Regions from separate parts of the Mus musculus genome. Here region 1 is linked to region 2. The links are chromatin loops, found by intact Hi-C in ENCODE. Cell type or tissue: heart. All regions are shown on one strand. Links, peaks and the distances in the headings refer to the core of each region. The heading gives the core; the rest is flanking DNA. Region 1 holds the start of B3gnt9 (UDP-GlcNAc:betaGal beta-1,3-N-acetylglucosaminyltransferase 9). Region 2 has its middle 13 kb from the start of Cbfb.

Region 1 (8,979 bases), core at 980-8,979, 97 kb after region 2:
GGGGCAGGAACCATGGAGGAAAGCCACTTCCTGGCTGACTTTCCCTGGCGTGCTCAGCTTTCTTTGGGAATGGGTAAAGAGGATCTCTTTCTATGTAGGCCTGGCTGGCCTTGAACTCAGAGATCCTCCTGCTCCTGCCCTTTGGGTGTGATTAAAGACCCTCACTGCCATGTTCAGCTACAGCTTGCTCTCTTACACAACTCAGCACCCCCTGCCCAAGAGTAGCACCATACACAGTGGGCTGGGCCCTCCTACATCAGTCACTAAAAATCCCCCACAGACAGACCATCCTGCCAGTCTGATGAAGCAATTCCTCAACAAGGGTATCCTCTTCCCAGGTGAAGCCAGTTCATGTTGAGAAAAACTAACCTGCACAGCAGCTTATATTGATCTTTGACTCCAAGAGTTTAAAGAAGCCACTTGACCTTGAGGGCCTCTGTATTCGACAGACACTTTGTCATGAGAGCCCACTGGCCTGTAACCCACATCCCAGAAGGAACCGGACCTTCTGCTGCTTGACCTTTGTTTCTCTAATTCTGGATTCTCTGGCTTCAGGTCCTCATCCCCAAATAACACCAATCCGTTTGGCTCCACATTCTGCTTTGGTCTTCAGCGGATGATCTTTGAGGTGAGTCCTAGAGGCCAAATAAGCTGCTAAGGGCTTTGTCGTTGTAGCAAGGCCAAGCAAGTGATTGGGGAGAATTGTAGGTGGGCTGACGTAACAGCCATGCTGGACAGATGAGTCCTTCCTCATCTCTGCTGTCTGAAGCTCAGACATGAGGATTAGGGAGCCAGAGAGGTGGCTCAGCAGCTAAAGGTGCTCACGGCCAGGCCTAAGGACCGGAGTTCAGTTCCTGGTACCCACATGGTAAGAGAACAGTGTCCTGAAAGTTGTTCTCTGACCTCTACATGTATACTGTGGGAAGTGCATGCCCCTTGCCACAGGCAAAATTAATAATGTCAAAAAAGAAAAAAAAATAGGCTGGGGCAATCTGGGGTCACCGAACCTGAAGGTCATCCAACAGGATGAGCCTATCAGCGATGCCTTATTTATCAGTAAGCAGTACAGCAGGGAGCGGGCACCTCAGAGCAAGTGTGGCCACACTTGGGTGTGCTGATCCTTGAACCCCATGTGCATGAGAGGCCCTGGGCACCCCACTGGTTTGAGAGAAGCCTTGGGAACCCCCCGCCTTAATCTGGATGCCATACTTCAGCAGGCTTTCGTAGTTGTAGAGACTAGATATGATACGCGGGTTTATAAAAGCCATGTGTCCTGTGAACAACAGGCAGGCCTTGAGCAGAAGTAAGCCCCACTGACAGGAGGTTGGTGATTGAGGAAATGCAGGGCCCGGGCCTGTGTGAAGTGCGCTGTGTGTGCACCCTCTAGCCCACCCAGTCCTTCCCTCGTGATCTGCTGTTCTCTTCTTACACCAGGTCATGCAGAACAACCACATTGCCTCAGTGACCCTGTATGGCCCCCCCAGGCCTGGTGCCCACCTGAGAACAGCAGAGCTGCCCTAAGGACATCACTGTTTTCCCTGTCCATGGAACTGTGCGTCACATCCAGCTCAGTGGGTCTCTGTGCCACCCTGTGTGTTTGCTTGGACACCTTGGCAGTGTTGAAGGGCCCTGGGACTCAGAAGGGTTTGGAAGTAGGATTTGGGCTGAGTCCTCTGCCGTGGGACGGAGGACCCAGATACTCTGTCCTAAGCCTGCTGTTGCCAGGAGAGAACACAGTGTGCAAAAAGAAGCACAAACTTAGAGCCATGATGAGGGCTCTCATAACTAACATGTAATAAAGGACACGTCAGCCCCTGCCCTGCTCACATAGGGAAGACAGGACTCTTTCTCTAGCTAAGAAAATATTCCCAGGATGAGAACAGGCTCCTGCTTTTGGCCCGACATTGCCACGTGGCCCCTAAGGTGAGCAGAGCAGGTAGCATGTCGGTAGTACTTGGTTGCAATATTTGCACTCCATCCACTTTAGTGACTTGATGAGCTGGCTGTGGCTGGTGTGGCCCACTGCCCTTCCCTGCTTCTCCTGTGAGTGCTCCTTGCCGTGCCCAGGTGGCACCTAAGTGGATGAAATCGTTTCCTACCAGGTATGTACCAGGCCTGGTTCCCACTGCTGCTCTGGGAGCCAGCCTTTAAGGTCACCTGTGTCTCTTGGTCCAACCTGGCTGACAGGGCTGCATGTCTCCATCTTGTTTGCCTCTTTTATTTAATGCCAAAGTGTTAGCCAAAGACACCTTCCTCCTTTTGTTACATTACAGCATTCTGTTATGCACTGTGGGCCAGCTCCTTGCCCTAGTTCTGGGCACTGGCCTGGCCTGGCCTGGCTACTTGGTTTGAGGCCTAGAGGCTCAAGGAACACTAGGCTGCTTGGTTTCTTACATGGGTCTTGCTAATGGGAAGTAGCATATATGTGCTTTAAAATAGTAATCCTTTTGAAAAGAATTGAGAAGAGAAACATATAATTTTATCCCATTTTTAATATTTTGGTCTAGCAACTTGTGATACATAGATGACAATTTTGTGAGTTTTTCAAATGTGTGTACAGATTTTTGTAAATAATGACTTTTGTAATTAACTCATGTACAGCCTCATCTTGTATAGTTCATGATGAATGTGCAGGGGACCTGCCCCAGCTGTCTGTATGGTTCCTGGGCCTACAGCCAGGCCTGTGTGGCACTCCCATGACTGATTTGACAGGTGTCTTCCCATTTGGACCTTCGTCTGGCCAGAGACCCTGCACATCCCACTGTCAGGGTAGCCAGGACTCTTCCCATCCTCGTGATCAGAGGAGACTTCCTCGTCCCCCTTCCAATAAAGCACCTATGCCCACAGTGACAGCGTGCCATGTGCTGCCACTGGGCTGTTTGTACTAAAATGTGAGCTGTTGATTTCCTTGAAGCTGGAGTTGAAGAATATGAGCAATCTTATAGTGGAGGAATCTTAGGACTCCTTCCGGGAGGGGGATGGGTCACCCTTCAGAAGTACACTGGCATGGTTTTGTGTGTGTGTGTATAGTGGGCAAGACGGTGACACATGATGGCCCCGCCCCACATGCTACAGGCAAACCTCGACCTGAAGGGCTTAGTTAGCTCTAACACCAGACCTCAAAGGGAACAGATAAGATATGGCCACTGGGAATCCAATGAGAGAAGGAAGGAAGCTAGTAACTATACGAAAATGCCTGCCAGGTCCACGAGGGCTGAGGCCTGGCTATGGGTATATCCACTTGTGTTTGTTTCATCCCAGCCCTAGCTCTCTCAGTGAGTGATCTGGAGAAAAGTCATGTACACCATAAACCCACATGGAAAACCCCTTTGGGTTCTTTCATGTTCTGTCCTGCAGCTGAGTAAGAGAAGTTTGATACCGTGAGAGATAACTAAGAATTCCATTGGAAGGGACCTGTTGCCACAGGCTGCGGATGTGCACAGACTGGGCCCTGAGGCCCATGCAACAAGCGCCACATAAGCCAGATGTCAGCTGCAGACAGCCCATGTACTACCACCAGTTCTCGGTAGAAACAGGGGTCAAAGGTTCGAAGATGAGGTGCAGCTGAAGGCTGGGAGATGCCAAAGGTGCGAAACGCTGGATGAGGCTCTGGTGTGAGCCGCAAGCGCTGCAAACACATGCCTAGAAAGACATCGTCTATGGGAAAGAGCTCAACTTGTGAGCAAGCATCAGCTAGGCGGCGGAGCGTGGCTCCCGAAAGAACAAAGCCGCCGCCACCTGCGTAGGCAGGGTAAACGGGCAGTCCATACACAGCCCGGGGAATGAAGTACTTGCTGGCTCTAGCTCGGATTGGCCTTGCCTGCACAATCACATCACCCGCAAGAAGGTCCTGTGCGGGATCCCGGAGCTCCAGAAACTGCAGCAGGTTCCTCACGTGCACGAACACATCTGCATCGCCCTTAAAAACAAAGTGTACATCTGGACAGAATGCTGAGGCCCAAGATAGAAAGTGAATCTCCTTCAGCGTTAGATTGAAAAAGGTGTCTTCGAAAGCCCAGAGCAGAATGTCTGCATAAGCTCGGCTCTCCGCCTCCAGCAGGGTGCGCCAGTGCGAACGGGTGCCTGCCCCGCCAGAGCCCGCCCCCTTGGGCACGCCCAACAAGAACACTCGGCGCACGAGTGCCCCCTGCACGCGACCCTCGGCTCCCCAAGTCTGGCGAACGGCTTCCCGCCGCTCAAAGTCCGCAGCCACAGACTTGACAGCGATGAGCAGGTCCGGCGAACCGCCGGATGCGCCGTCGCTGCGGCATTTGCGACGCTGGTTAATGAGCAGCGGGAAGCGCCGTTGGTCCTTGGCGCGCAGATACCCGCCGAAGTCAAAGGGGTCCGTAGGTGTGGGCGGCACCGGAGTGTCCCCCTCGTAGGCCAGCGGGGCCGCGCGGGCGGTGTTAGGGAGCTCGCGTGCTCGGAGGCTAGGAGTGGGCCGCGGGAGCTGGGGTCCTCGCGCTGGTGGTCTGGTCGTGGGGGATGCCACGTCGCGCTGCGCGTAGAGCAGGAGTCCGAGGGCGGCGCTGAGCAGCAGCGTAAGCCACGCGTCTGGGCAAAGGCGCGGCCTCCTCCTCCTCCTCATGTCCAGCCCCGCCCTTCACAGGGCCCTCTATCCTTCCTTCATCCACTCTGTCGACCTCCGTCCCTGCCCCTGCCCCCACCGCAGCAGCCTAAGGGACAAAAAGTTCAGCTTCTAACCTCAGCTCCAGCCCAGAAAGGATGCCAAAGTCTGGACAGGGTGACGCAGGCCTCTCCCCTACCGCCCCCTTACCCACCCATCCAGTGCATCAAAGCTGGGTCCCTTCTACCTTTCCCCCTCCCCGCCTCTGACCTTGGTCCTTAGGACCCCAGCACTCACGCTTGACCGCGGGGGAGGGGTGACAACCCCTGAAACTGTCAGTTCAGGGTCCCAAGGGCAGCCATGACCCCGGCTTGAGCCAAATGCAGCGTTGGCAGGAAGGGGGCTGAGGCCGTGCCACGTGATCCTCCAGCTGTGTACGCCCCGACATCTGGAGCTCAGCTCCGCCTTGGTGCAGGGAGTGCCATCTCTGACTGTGGGCTGGTCCCTGAGAGGGCCTCTCACGGGAGACTCTTGCTGAGAAAGCCTAGTATTTTTGATAGGACGCTGGAACTCCGAGTTTCTAAGCTCAAGAAGTAGACAGCTGATAGGCCCCCAACCCCTAAGCCTGAGTGCTTTAACTTTCAGCTCTTCTGGCCGCCATACCGGGCCATCTTTCAGAAAATCTCTTTCAGCAGCCCTGGTTCACCAAGCAGGAGCCACGAATTGCCCCAATAATATAAAGCTGTCTCCTTACTCCTCGCGCTGGTGGTCTGGTCGTGGGGGATGCCCTCCGAACTCTGCCCTGCTTGCCACCAGTAAACACAAGCATACACACCCGAACAATCAAGACAGCAAGTTCTGTTCCTGCAGACTTACCAGCAGCTCTACCCAAAGAGGACCAATACTTAGTGAGCTAAGTGACTTGCCCCAGGTTGACACAGCCAGAACGCACTGCCCCCAGGAATCTCCCACCCAGCGCTCCTTTGTTCTCTTCATCCACTGGATACAGGAAATGGAACCACTTCTGCCTACAGTAATTTCCCAGACAAGCTCTTCATTCCTGTCACTCCATGCCCGTTCCTGCTCCCCAACATAGCATCCTTGAGGTAGAACTGCCCATGCTGTTGCCTCTGCAGTACAGTTTGGGGTGTCAGGGATTGGTGTTTGCGGGAGGCTTCTAGAAGAGCCCATTGAGCCCAGGTAGGCTGTTTTCTAGATCCCCTGGTTTTCCTACCTCTGAGCTGCTTTGTCATCCAGGCCAAACCACCCACTCTTACCTGCCCACTAGTCTTTTAGGGTTCTGAGGATAAGCTGTGTTATGTACCCTGCATAGCCTCAAGCTAATGACGCCCAAAGTGTTGGGATTACAAGCCTACACTAGTATTCCAGCTCCATTCTTGATTGGTTTCCTCAATTGGGGAACTATAGAGACAGCTGAGCTCCAGAGTCACCAGGATAGTCATTCTTAGTGAATAGAGTGATCAGGGTCTCCCCAGGCCTTCATCCCACTGGCAAATATGACTCCTGGCCATCAGCTTGCCCTAGTCCTCAGCCAAGGACACTGGCCTGTTGCATTCTTCCTCCCAAGCAGCTGTTGATATTCATCCCATTCTCTATCTATCTCTGTCTTGGCCTCTCTCCTCTCCAGGCTTCCTGCCCAAAGGCCTCCAAAGGTGTCTCACTGGCCTTGTTATAAAATCCCAACTCTGGAAGGCTGAGGGTGTGACTCGGTTGCAGACCTAGCATGTGAGAAGCCCCGAGTTTAAGCTCGAGCGTTCTATAAAGTAGGCACGGTGGTACATGCCTGTAACCCCAGCACTCAGGAGGGTTAGAAGTTCAGGGCCATCCCTGGTTTCACAGGGAACTTGATGCCAACCTGAGCTACATAAGACATTGTCTCATAATAAGGGGCAGGGTCAAACTCTGGAGTCTCTAAACAGCCACGGAAGGAGGAACTTTGGGGATAGGTGTGCACGTATGCACACACAGATGTGCAGGTGTGGTATATGGGGTCAGGAGGTGGGGCAGGGAGTTAGGATCTGAACTCCTTGGTCTCTATGCTGCTCTGGACTTTCCACCCAGCAACTGTGTGGCAGAAAGGGGCATTTTATGTACACATCCCTTGTTCTTTTTTCATTTCTAAATCCTTTTTTAAAATTAGGCTTGGGTGCCGGGTAGAAGGCAGTAAAAGACAAAAAAGTGAAGTCTCAGAAGAGCACGAAGAAGACAAAGGTTTAACTTGAAGTTAGGAAACAGAGCCCAAGGCCAGGTGGTGGTGGTGCACACCTTAATCCTAGCACTTGGGAGGCAGAAGCAGGCAGATTTCTGAGTTCAAGGCCGGTCTGGTCTACAGAGTGAGTTCCAGGACAGCCAGGACTGCACAGAAAAACCCTGTCTCGAAAAACAAAACAAAACAGAAGAAAAAGCCGGGCGTGGTGGCGTGCGTGCCTTTAATCCCAGCACTCGGGGGGGGGGGGGGCGGGGGGGGGGCAGAGGCAGGCGGATTTCTGAGTTTGAGGCCAACCTGGTCTACAAAGTGAGGTCCAGGACAGCCAGAGCTACACAGAGAAACCCTGTCTTAAAAGACAGAAGAAAAAGAAAGAAAAAAAAAAAGAAAGAAACATCTCTCCAACCCCTGAAGATTTTTTAATTGTGTGTGTGTTCATGTGGGTACAAGGGCCTGAAGCAGAACCCTAGCCAGGCTAACCTGGGACTCACTAATTAGCTCAGGCTGGCCTCATAGGGAACCACCTGCCAAGTAAGTGCTGGGATCATAGATGTGCCGCCACCGCCACCACCAGGTCGGTAGATGACTTTCTAGCACATTTGGTGCACACATCTATAGTCCCAGCACTCGGGAGTCAGAAGCATCTGGATGGAGAGTCATGAGTTCAAAGCCAGCCTGAGCTACACAGTGAGATTGCCTCAAAAAAACAAAAAAGCAAGAGCCAGGATGTAGCTCAGTGGTAGACCTTTCCTCAGGGCCTTGGTTATATCCGCACTGCCACAAAAATCAATCAGAAAACTAGGGTTTCTGAGTATGTGTGATACAGAAGTAAGTTCATTGGCCAAGCCCCCCACCTCAAATAAACTTTGAAGGTTGAATTTAGTAACAATGTAAGTTGGAAATCCTGGGGCAGGGGAAGTGGGGAAACCCAGATTGTCTGTTTGCTTTTGTTTTTGTGTGGGGGTGGGGGTGTCTCAATATGTAGCTCATGCTGACTTCCAAATTGAAGCAATCCTCCTGCCTCAACATCCTGAATACCGCATGGTATGTAAAAAGTCTGAATCTTATAGGTGTCAGTCTCCGTGGAAACAAGGGTGAAGATCTCAACAGAAAAGGGGTGGGGGGTGGGGGTGGAGGAGAGCTTGGCTGTCTTGGAGCACACTCTGTAGACTAGGCTGGCCTGTAACAAACAGATCCACCTGACTCTGCCTCCAATGCTAGATAGCATTAAAGGCACACTCTGTAGACCAGGCTGGCCTGTAACAAACAGAGATCCACCTGACTCTGCCTCCAGTGCTAAATAGGATTAAAGGCGTGCACCACCACCTGGCTGAAATTTTAATTTTCTAATTCAGGTACACGGTAGATGTTTTAAGCACATACTTAGATCACACACACACAAAAACAAAAACCAAACCTAATGTATATGATGGTTCACCAAACCCCCGGTTATCCTTCACTAACAGGACAGGTAGCAACCCCTTCCTCTCACCTTCCTCAAGGCCCTACCCGAACCCTGCCTGTCTCTCCACTCCCTACTCTACCTGGCTCACTATTCCACTGAAGGTGACTAACCCCAACCAGGTCTAGACCTCAGCATCTCCGCAAGTCTGTAAAAGAGTTACATTTTATTATCGCTGCAGACAAGGTGCTTCGGTCCCACGATGAGTATATGCCAAGGGCGGGGAAAATCGTGCATCCTGCTCCCGACAGTTTTTGTAGCACCTTGAGCTAGGTTTCAGAAGGTCCGGGTACTTAGAGGGTCTTTGCAGCAAGTCCTCTTTTTGTATGATCATCAGTGATTTACCCCTGCGCTGCTTGCCTGGCTCCTGGGGGGCGGGGGGAGGGGCAGTTAGTTGCACTCCAGCAGCTCAGCTAGGTGGGGCGTGCGTATGCTCTCCAAGTCCAGTAGATGGAAAGTGGTCAGCAGTAGCAACATCAGCGGTAAAAAAATACCCCAACAGCCACCCGTGGGTTTCAAACACTGAACTGCTGGTTGGCCGCCCTTCCCCACAGTACTAGACTTAGGCCAGGCCGCCATCCGGCTCCGCCTGGCCCAACAGATCCTCTGCTAGACTAGTGAGTTCGTTCTCCTCCAGCGCCTCCACCAGGCGCTGCAGTGTGGCACGGCGGCCCTCGGCTTGCATGAAACGGCGCAGCAGCTGGAAGGCCTGCTCGTATA
Region 2 (9,198 bases), core at 297-8,296:
AGTTCCCTGATGGTGACCATGGCAGAACCAGGCTTTGAAAACCCACAGTACGTTCTTGTTCTTGCTCTTCCTGCAGTAAAGAAGGCAGAAAGGAGCTCAATCAAGGTCTTCAACACTACTAAATGAATGTATAGACTTCCTTCCCTAGGTCCTTTGCCCTGAATATATATACGTATACGTATATATACATTTGTGTGTGTGTGGTGTATATATATATATATATCACATATATATAATAGGGCTAAAGAATGGCCCAGCAGTTAAGAGCACTGACTGCTGTCCCGAAGGTCCTGAGTTCAAATCCCAGCAGCCACATAGTGGCTCACAACCGTCTGTAATGAGATCTGATGCCCTCTTCTGGTGTGTCTGAAGACAGCTACAGTGCACTTACATATAATAAATAAATTAAATCTTTAAAAAATAAAAATTAAATATATTTGTATGTATTTATATACATTATATTATATAACATATGTAAAGTATTAATATATTATCTTAAAATATATATTTTATACATTGTATATTGTATAAATATATATTTGAATATATTCATATGTATTTTAAAGCATATATTAAATTATATATATTGGAATTTGGGATCAGACTTTGCCTCCAGGGGTCTGCAGGTTCCAGGAGTTTTAGCTTAGACCCTAACCTAGTAAAAAGCCCTGAGATGCAAGGAAGCACCAGGTAAAGAGGAGCTGGGAAAAGGAGCAGTGGCGGCTGGTATGGAGCGCCAAACACATCAGGGTCCTTCTAACATGACCTTTGCAACTGCTGTTGGACACACTGGAGCCCTATAATGATGGAGCCAATGCCTAGGACATACAATGGTAGGAGCTGAAAGTCCTCAAAGAAAGAGTGGGAAAGGATTCAGGAGGAAAGGTGGGTTAGCTGGAGAGAATGCTGGGCAGCACTTCTCTTTCCCTATAGGTTCTACAAGGGCCTGGGCAGGAGGGGCTGAGGCCTGGCCGCAGTGGTCTTTTCTATGCCCACACTCCTCTCAGATTGGCCTCAGTCAGGGAAGGAGTGAGTGCCTGCCTTGCTCTTTCCGCAAGTGATCTCTCTCAAGCCGGGCGGGTCCGGACTGTTGGGGAAGAGAGGATCACTTAAAGAGTTGGGGCACCTCTTTCTGTGTGCCAGTGCCATTAACTGTGTCAAAAGGAATCCATGCCTCTGGGAAACTGACTGGCAATGGAGATGGATTAATGAAGACACATGGTGGCAATGAGACTGCCTAGGGTACTTCATAGAGCAAGAGCAAATTAAAGGGTGGGAAATGAGGGAAAAAAACAGAGGCAGATAAAAGGACAACGGAATGACTGGCCAAGAAAGTCATTGAGTTTCCTTTCATCAAAGGAAAGAGACTGAGGTTGGTAAACACACAGGCACATAGGTAGACTGATAGAGAATAAGAACAACCCAACCTGGCAGAGAATAGTGCCTAGGCGCTAAGAAGGTAGCAGCAGGTGAGCAGACTCTTAGCCTGGATGGCCACTAACAGAGTCTGGGTGTAGAGGATGCTAGAATGCGTAGGCTGGACGGTTATGGGACCACAGAGGAAAACACCAAACTTGGGTGGGGCCGGGGAGTCTAGAAGGGCTTTCAGAAGGAGCATTTAAAAGGACTAGTAAGAAAAGGTAGAAAGACCAGACACGAGAGAAGAGGGGAGCTCTGTCGATCAGAGGGGGGCAGCAGGATCAGAGGTCTTGAGTCAGGCTTGTTCATTTCCAGCAGTGTGGCTCAGCTGGCATACCAGGTCCGTAAGTTTGCAGGAAGCATAGACCCTGCTCTGAAGCACTGGGGACCGACCATAACAGGAACACGTCCTAGGCATAGTTACTTTCCAGAAAGATCTTGGAGGTTGCATAAGTATGTAGAAGAACTGGAATAGGAGAGAGCTGACCCAAGGAGGTTGTGGTACAGAATTGGACAGTGAGTTTATTCTTTATAGACTGGAACTGGCAAAGGGACTCTGTCTGGCCAGCCCAGCCTGGCAAACATGGCTCTGGCAGACCTTGCCCTTCTCCCTTATTCCCTCTGCCTTGCTAAACACTGTTAGATTACATTCCTAAAGCCAGCCCCCAAGGTCTGTTCCCTTATTTAGCTACTTCTTTCTTTTGAGGCCAACTACCAAGGTCCAGCTATCAAAGCATTGAAATCCAGCAATCAAAAGTCCCTTTTGGCTCACCTAATTAACATGGCCAATTAAAATTAAACACCTCATTCTAACACAGGGTTTCCTCTTTTACCTTTGTAATCCACCACTTTCCTGTGTGCCAAGTCTGTCTCCTCTCTATTCAGAGGCAGTTCTTTGTCAAATAGCCCTGCCCCCTCTCTCTTGTTCTCTTCCCCTTCTCCCTCTTCCTGTATCTCCTGTCTTTGTCTCTTATTCTCTGCCCTCTGTTCCTCTGGAGCAAATAAGTCTCCTTTGTGCTGAGAACATAGTCTTTGGGGTCTTGAGCCAAAACTGATCTCTTACAGCTAGCACGTTCACAAAGTAGATGACTAGAACTTGGGAACGTTCGAGGGAAACAGAAGTTGAAGAAGGTTTCCAGATACACTATTTTCCTAAAGAGTTATGGGTAAGGGCAAAAGGGGTCAGCTCTGACCAACCTCAGCCCTCCATACAAGCAGAGTAACCCTGAGCCACTGTGGCCAGAGTTTTCTTAGACAGTCTAGCCTAGAAACTCTTATGATCTTCCCCTGGATTGGAGACCTCATCCAATATTCACTAGGCCCATAAAAAGCCCCAAGAGGGAGTTCAGGCAGAGCCACGTGCTATCCCAGGGAAAGCTAACCAAGACTGGACTGGACTCTCTTACCACCAGCTTTGTGGTCAAGGGGGCTTGAACTTGGGATTTGTTTGGAGAGCCATTGGGAGGGAGATATGGGGGGGTCTATTTGAGCCCTGAAAAAGAAACCCCTAAGGCTAAGTCTAGATGACTATGTAGAGCAGGATTCCCCATGGCTCCTAAGCATAATCTGGGAACACTGTGTTCTTGTCTGGACGTGACCTTGGTTCCATCTTCAGGTAGGTCTCTTGCATCCCATAGCCTGCCTCTCCTCATCTGTACACTAGAAACAGCCCCAGTGGTGAAACAAGACTATGCCCTAAGGGGCTGGCGAGACGGCTCAGTGGGTAAGATCACTTCTGAAGGTCCTGAGTTCAAATCCCAGCAACCATATGGTGTCTCACAACTACCCATAATGAGATCTGAAGCTGTCTGCAGGGTTTACTGGAACAAGCAGAGGTCCTAAAATTTCAATTCCCAACAACCACTTGAAGGCTCCCAAGCATCTGTACAACTACAGTGTACTCATATACATAAAATAAGTAAATAAATCTTGAAGAAAAAAAAAAAGACTCTGGCCTAAGCTCCTTCCAGCTACAAAGCCTTATCACTTGCAGCTCTTTGGATCCTAAGACCATTACAGATCTTGTTCTTTTTGATGGGGAGGCTGAAGGTGGGAAAGAAGGGCTTTCAGGAAATTAACACTAGTGGCAGGAAAATCTATCAACATGGCAGAGGTGCCTATGGTTGATTCATGGCGCCTGCCCAAGGAGCAGCTCTGCCAGCCTGGGGGAAAAGGCTAGTGCTGCCTCCATAGCCTCCCAAAGACATCAATCAGGCCCAGGACTCCAAAACTCAGTTGCTGGATCTTTCAAAACCACGAATTTGCCCCTCCCGAGTCATAGCAAACCACGGTGCTCAGAAAGGGGCAGGGTGGGGATCCTGGGTTTTAACATAGCTGTTGCCTCTACTCTGATTCTTAAAAATTGTGTGTGTGTGTGTGTGTGTGTGTGTGTGTGTGTGTGTGTGTACAAGCAGACGCATGAGAATCTGAGTAGGATAGAAGAGGAGGATGTTGGGATCCTAGAGTCACAGGTGATCATGAGTTGCGTGATGTGAATTCTGGGAACCAAACTTAGATCCTCCAATAGAGCAAGATGCACTCTTAGCGAATGAGGCAGATTTCCAGCCGCAGCCTGTGATCTTCTCCAATCCTCTCAGTCAGGAAAAACCCTGACCCGCTTGTGTTTTATGTGACCAATACATCACAAGCACATCAGGAGGAGTGATGATGCAGCTGTACCACAACCAAACGTGTAGTGAGTGGGTCTAATGTGAGAAGCCAGGAGGCTGTCTCCATGGAGAATCGGTGGTTCTGATTCCTCCTCACCAACCTCAAGTATGGGTGACAGAGGTGCTACTCCAGTACACGCCTCCAGGAGGCGCTGTTCTCATTGTGTTCATCCCGCGGCCTTGCATGTATGGTGGCCCTCATCTCTTGTTCAGCAGGACTTCCAACATAAACGCATATCAATTACAGCCTGCAGAGAAAGTTCTGATTAGACAATCATTGGTAACCACCTCGCCCGGAGCACCCACACTGGTTCATCTCTGGTCAGCTAGGTCACTTAACTCGGGAGGACCTTTTGAAGGGGACAGTGAAAGCAGCAGGGGCCTCGAGCAGCACCTTCCAGAACCTCGGTCTGGTTTGAGCACTTGCGCTGTTCTTAGCTTGCCTACACAGGAGGGAGGTCACTGACTCATCCCTGTGTTACAGGCAAACACGAACTCCCCAGGTTTGCTCTGCTTGTCCCTGCTGATGTCACTTTATAAGATTTTCGCTAGACCTTCTGTTACTTTTCAGAGTCAGAGGGAACTTCTAAAAGTTCCCAGGGCTCCAGAGATGGCTCAGGAAGGAACACGTGTTGCTCTTGCAGAGGGCCAGGTTCAGTTCTCAGTCCTCCAGTTCCTGAGAACCTCTTCTGGCCCCCACAGGTACTGCACAGACATGCAGGCAGGCAAAATACCCATACATGTAAAATTATGTAAACCACACTGGACTCAAACTCACAGAGATCCTCCTGCCTCCTCTGCCTCCTCTGCCTCCCAAGTGCTGGGATGAAAGGCATGCACCACATACCCTGCTATCACCACCACCACCCCTTTCTTAAAGGTTTTATTGGTTCTTTTGTGAATTTCACATCATGAACCCCAATCCCACTCATCTCCCCCTCTCCTTGTACCCACCCTCTATCCTTGCAACCTCCACCCCCCCCAGGAAAAAATCTTGTTGTAGAAACTGTAGTGTGTCCCACCGTGTCCCACAGTGCACCCTTTCTCCATACTTCTTTGTTTGCAAATGTTCGTTGCAATGACTCGTTGGTGTGGTACCAGGCCTCTGGTTTCTGCTACTCTATCAATACTGGTCCTCACTGGAACTCTTCTCAGATATCCTGTTGTTGCCGTGTGTCATGGAAATCCTATAGTTTTGGATCTGTAGGACCAGGCCCCTTTATGAACACCAGCAGTTCATCCACGGGGTAGATGTTGGGATGGATCAACTCTGGGCCTGAGAGGTGTCTGAGCTGGTCAGCTCTTGGGCTCCCCTGCTCTACCCTGCTGCCCAGGCACTGTGCAGGCCCTGCTCTCCCAAGTGCTGTAACAGGTGAGGGGTACGGACACTCATTCACTCAGGGCCAGCTCTCTTGCCTGCTCTAAGGGCAAGTGGAGGCATCTCTCTCTCACCCATGTCATCACAGGGCAGACAAGTGGTGGGGCCAGCTCTCCCACATTTGTATCCTTGAATCTGGCTTACCTGCAACTCCAGCAGTTTGTGGGGCCTACTTTCCCAAGTACTGCGGCTCATAGAAGCAGGGTCAGCTCTCTTGTTCTCATATACCCCCACCCCCAGGACCAGATCTCCCACAGTCTGCAGGTGAGGGGTGAGGCCTCAGACATCAACATGTCCTCCGGCAGCAGCCCAGGCCAGCCATGGACCCAGATGTGGCCCTTGGTGGCAGCACAGGCCAGGATCACACCATGGTCCTGGGAGACATCACCAGCTACTCACGTAAGGCTATTCTTCACTACCCTTGAGTCTCCAGTTCTTTCTCTCTTCACTGTGCCTACATCATTCTGGGTTTTTGTTTTTGTTTTTTCTTCTTCCATCTCTCCACCACTTACTTGTTCCTCTTGGTGAAACCTGGGGCCTCTGAGTGGCTAGGATCATCTCAGGAGTGGTCTCAGGAGTGCTATGCCCTGCTTGTCTATTATGGTGTCCGGCAGGGGTTATCTCTGTCATGGTCTACCCCACCAGGCCTGCATGCTGGTCATCTTGGGCTAGCTTCCCACCCAGGCCCCATGGAGCTGGTTTGGTGGTCGTCTTGGGATCACTTTTTTTTTTTTCAAAGAATGTTGGGCTATTAGTCATTCAGATGTTCAGAATGATTCAGGTCAGAACAATTAGCCAAGACATACCCTCCCTCCTCTCTGCCACCTACTGATGCATACGTGACACACAACCACATCCGCAACACCTCTAGGGGCAGGACCACTTCTTTCTGTATAAGCCAGTTTTGTGATTTCTTCTTTCAGTGCTGGAGATTAAATGTATCACCTCATGTAGACTAGAAAAATGTTCTACCACTAAGCTGCATCAGCACCACTTTAAGTCTGCAAACAAAATAGACCTTGTAGATAGAAGTAGATGCGTCTGTTGTCAATTTATAAGTGAAGAAACTGACTAGTAAGTCCTGTGATCTTAAGTAAGTCAATAAAACGCTCTGAATAGGGTTACTCCTCAACAAATTAAAAGGATGTAGTTTAATTGGTAGAGAGGTTGCCTAGCATTCCAGAAAGCCCAGGTTCAGACAGACCTCAGCTCTGAGTAAACTAGGCAGGGTGACACACATCTTTAATCCCAGCTCTTGGGAGGTGGAGACAGAAGGATCAGGATTTCAAGGTCATCTTGGCTACTTATTGATTTCAAGGTCAGCCTAGGATCCCTGGGTACAGAAGACCCCATCCCCCTCACCAGCAAAAGAGAGAGAGAGAGAGAGAAAGAGAGAGAGAGAGAGAGAGAGAGAGAGAGAGAGAGAGAGAGAGAGAGAGAAGAGAAGAGAAGAGAAGAGAAGAGAAGAGAAGAGAAGAGAAGAGAAGAGAAGAGAAGAGAAGAGAAGAGAAGAGAAGAGAAGAGAATTAAGAAACTGAATTTCTTCAGCTTCTAGACTCTTTCATCCTCTTGATCTCTCTGGGGTCTACCTGGCTATGGTGCCTTTTGAATGACTCGGTTTTTATGTTCTGAGTCTTTATCTCATGAGCTGCAAAGCAAGATAGTAATTAATCCCTTCCCTCTTTACCTTGAAGGCATTGGAGAATGCCTATATTTCACTAGGTAGCATCTCAGCTCAGACCAGACAACCTCTGTTATTCCCAAAGGGCTGTCTCTTCCAAAGCATTTTTTAAATCGAACTTAAATTTTGAGACAGTCTCCTGGATCTCAGGCTGCGTTCCACCTCCTGAGCACTGGGATTACAGGAATGTGTTGCCAGGCCCAACCTCCAAGATGGTCCTAAAAAAGAAAACAAGAGACAGGAGTAGAGGTGCATGCCTTTCATCCCAGCACTTGGGAGGCAGAGGCAGGAGAATCTGAGTTCAAAGCCAGTCTGGTCTATAGAGTTAGTTCCAATACAACCAGGGCTATCTCAAGAAACCCTGTCTCAAAAAAAATCAGATAAATTAATAATAATAATAATAAATAATTTTTAAAACAAGAATTTTTTTTACAGTACCAGGGATAAAAACTAGGGCCTCCATGTTCAGAAAATGTTCTGCTGCAGACTACAACCTTAACCCCATTGTAAGGGTCTTGAGGTGTATTTGTAAGGTGGCTTCCCCTCAGTTTCTTCTTGGAAAGAGTCTAATGTAGACAAAACTTGGGTGAAGTCTGAGAGTTGGCACTACATGGGTGTTTCTCAACCTTCCTAATGCTGTGACCCTTTAATACAGTTCCTCATGTTGTGATGACCCCTGACCATAACATTGTTTTTGTTGCTACTTCCTAACTGTACTTTTGTTACTGTTAGGAATCGTAATGTGACTATTTTTAGAGATCGAGTTTTGCCCAAGGGGTTACCACCCACAGATTGAGAACAGCTGCACTTGATGAAGCTTTCTTGAGAATGAGCCCTTGTGAGCTGTGTAGGGGAGCTGCTTGCATGACAGAATCAACGTGTATAAGGCATGCTGGGAGATCTCCTGGGACAGAAGGGAACATAAGGTGGACCTAGAACATCTACTGAGAAAGAGGATGGGTGTGTCTGGCTAATAAAGGGAAGAGAGGCTAGCTAGACAAGACACGAGCCAGGTTAGAACAGACCAGAGCTCAACTCCTTGGCTACACAGTTGAGGAAGACAACTGGTGTCTGCTTTGGTAATTATTCTTCTTTGTGTTCCTAGGAGGATGTCAGGCTGCTGGGGGCTGGGGGGGGCTGTGGCTTGGTATTCCTTTCTATTTATAAGACATGATTACAGTATGATGGGAACCATGCCTGCCTGATTGGTGTGGTTGGGAAACTTGGGAAAGAATCCAAGAAGAGGACAAAGTGTCAGGGTGTCATCATCAGACACATAAAAGAAGAGGAGGCAGAAAAGGGTGGGTTTGAATCTCAGAGTCAATAACGAGCCAGAAGTGAGTGTTAAATTATTCAACCTCCTTTATTGATCCATTGATCTCTAGTTGCAGGCCTTGGTTTATTCTTGGTTGGCATTTCCTGTGTCTGAGGACACAGGGAAGGGAATAGATTTTGAGACTCAGAAAGAGACAGGAGGTAAAGGACATGGTGGCACACACCTGTCACTCAGGATGACAAAGCATGGGGACCATGATTTTGAGGATAGCCTGAGCTACTTTGTTGTTTGTAAGATTGCTAGTTTGTGCCAGGTGTGGTGGTGCACGTCTTTAATCCCAGCACTCCGGAGGCAGAGGCAGGTGGATTTCTGAGTTCGAGGCCAGCCTGGTCTACAGAGTGAGTTCCAGGACAGCCAGGGCTGCACAGAGAAACCCTGTTTCGAAAAACAAACAAACAAAGATTGCTAGTTTGTTTGTTCTTGAGACAGGGTCTCACTATTTAGCACTGGCTGGCCTGGGAGACCAGGCTGGCCTCCAACTCACAGAGATCCTACTGCCTCTGCTTCTGCTTCCTACCTTCCTCTCTCTCCCTCTCCCTCCCAAGTGTTGGAATTAAAGCTTTGCCACCATGCCTATCCAGCCATAGTGGGTTCTCATCTGAAGGGGGCGGGACAAAGAAGAGGAAGGGGCAATGTCACAGAGAAATTTAGCAACGAAACATGTATCAGGAAATTTGCAGTGTCTATAACTTTGGTCCTCATAGTTTTTTTTTTT

Evidence for each region. Hi-C counts contacts between places; a loop is a spot of excess contacts. Peaks named below come from ENCODE experiments on the same cell type or tissue, not always from the same donor. Only the 100,000 strongest peaks of a DNase experiment are listed, where the experiment ranks them.
Region 1: a loop joins it to region 2, with 1.9 times the contacts of the local background. A loop is called at or near these places in 2 of 42 quality-filtered maps.

What each region holds. Positions count from the first base shown.
Region 1 is chr8:105,250,164-105,259,142 of GRCm38, forward strand. D230025D16Rik (RIKEN cDNA D230025D16 gene) reads left to right here. Exons shown (of 16, transcript NM_145604.3): 15 at 556-628; 16 at 1,435-2,890. The coding sequence ends at 1,521. B3gnt9 (UDP-GlcNAc:betaGal beta-1,3-N-acetylglucosaminyltransferase 9) reads right to left here and starts at 4,990. Exons shown (of 2, transcript NM_178879.4): 1 at 4,868-4,990; 2 at 2,475-4,679. The coding sequence starts at 4,591. The coding sequence ends at 3,392. It overlaps Tradd (TNFRSF1A-associated via death domain), which reads right to left. Exons shown (of 5, transcript NM_001033161.2): 5 at 8,412-8,979. The coding sequence ends at 8,822. In heart, for the core only: CTCF peaks have their summits at 4,062 (motif pointing right) and 4,277; DNase peaks (open chromatin) are centred at 4,118, 4,628 and 4,998; H3K4me3 peaks cover 2,676 bases; H3K27ac peaks cover 1,751 bases; H3K27me3 peaks cover 3,128 bases.
Region 2 is chr8:105,153,518-105,162,715 of GRCm38, forward strand. It overlaps the pseudogene Gm51414. Among named protein-coding and RNA genes, the nearest start is that of Cbfb, 13 kb to the right of the region's middle. In heart, for the core only: a CTCF peak has its summit at 4,235 (motif pointing right); no DNase peak of the experiment used is centred there; H3K27me3 peaks cover 1,230 bases.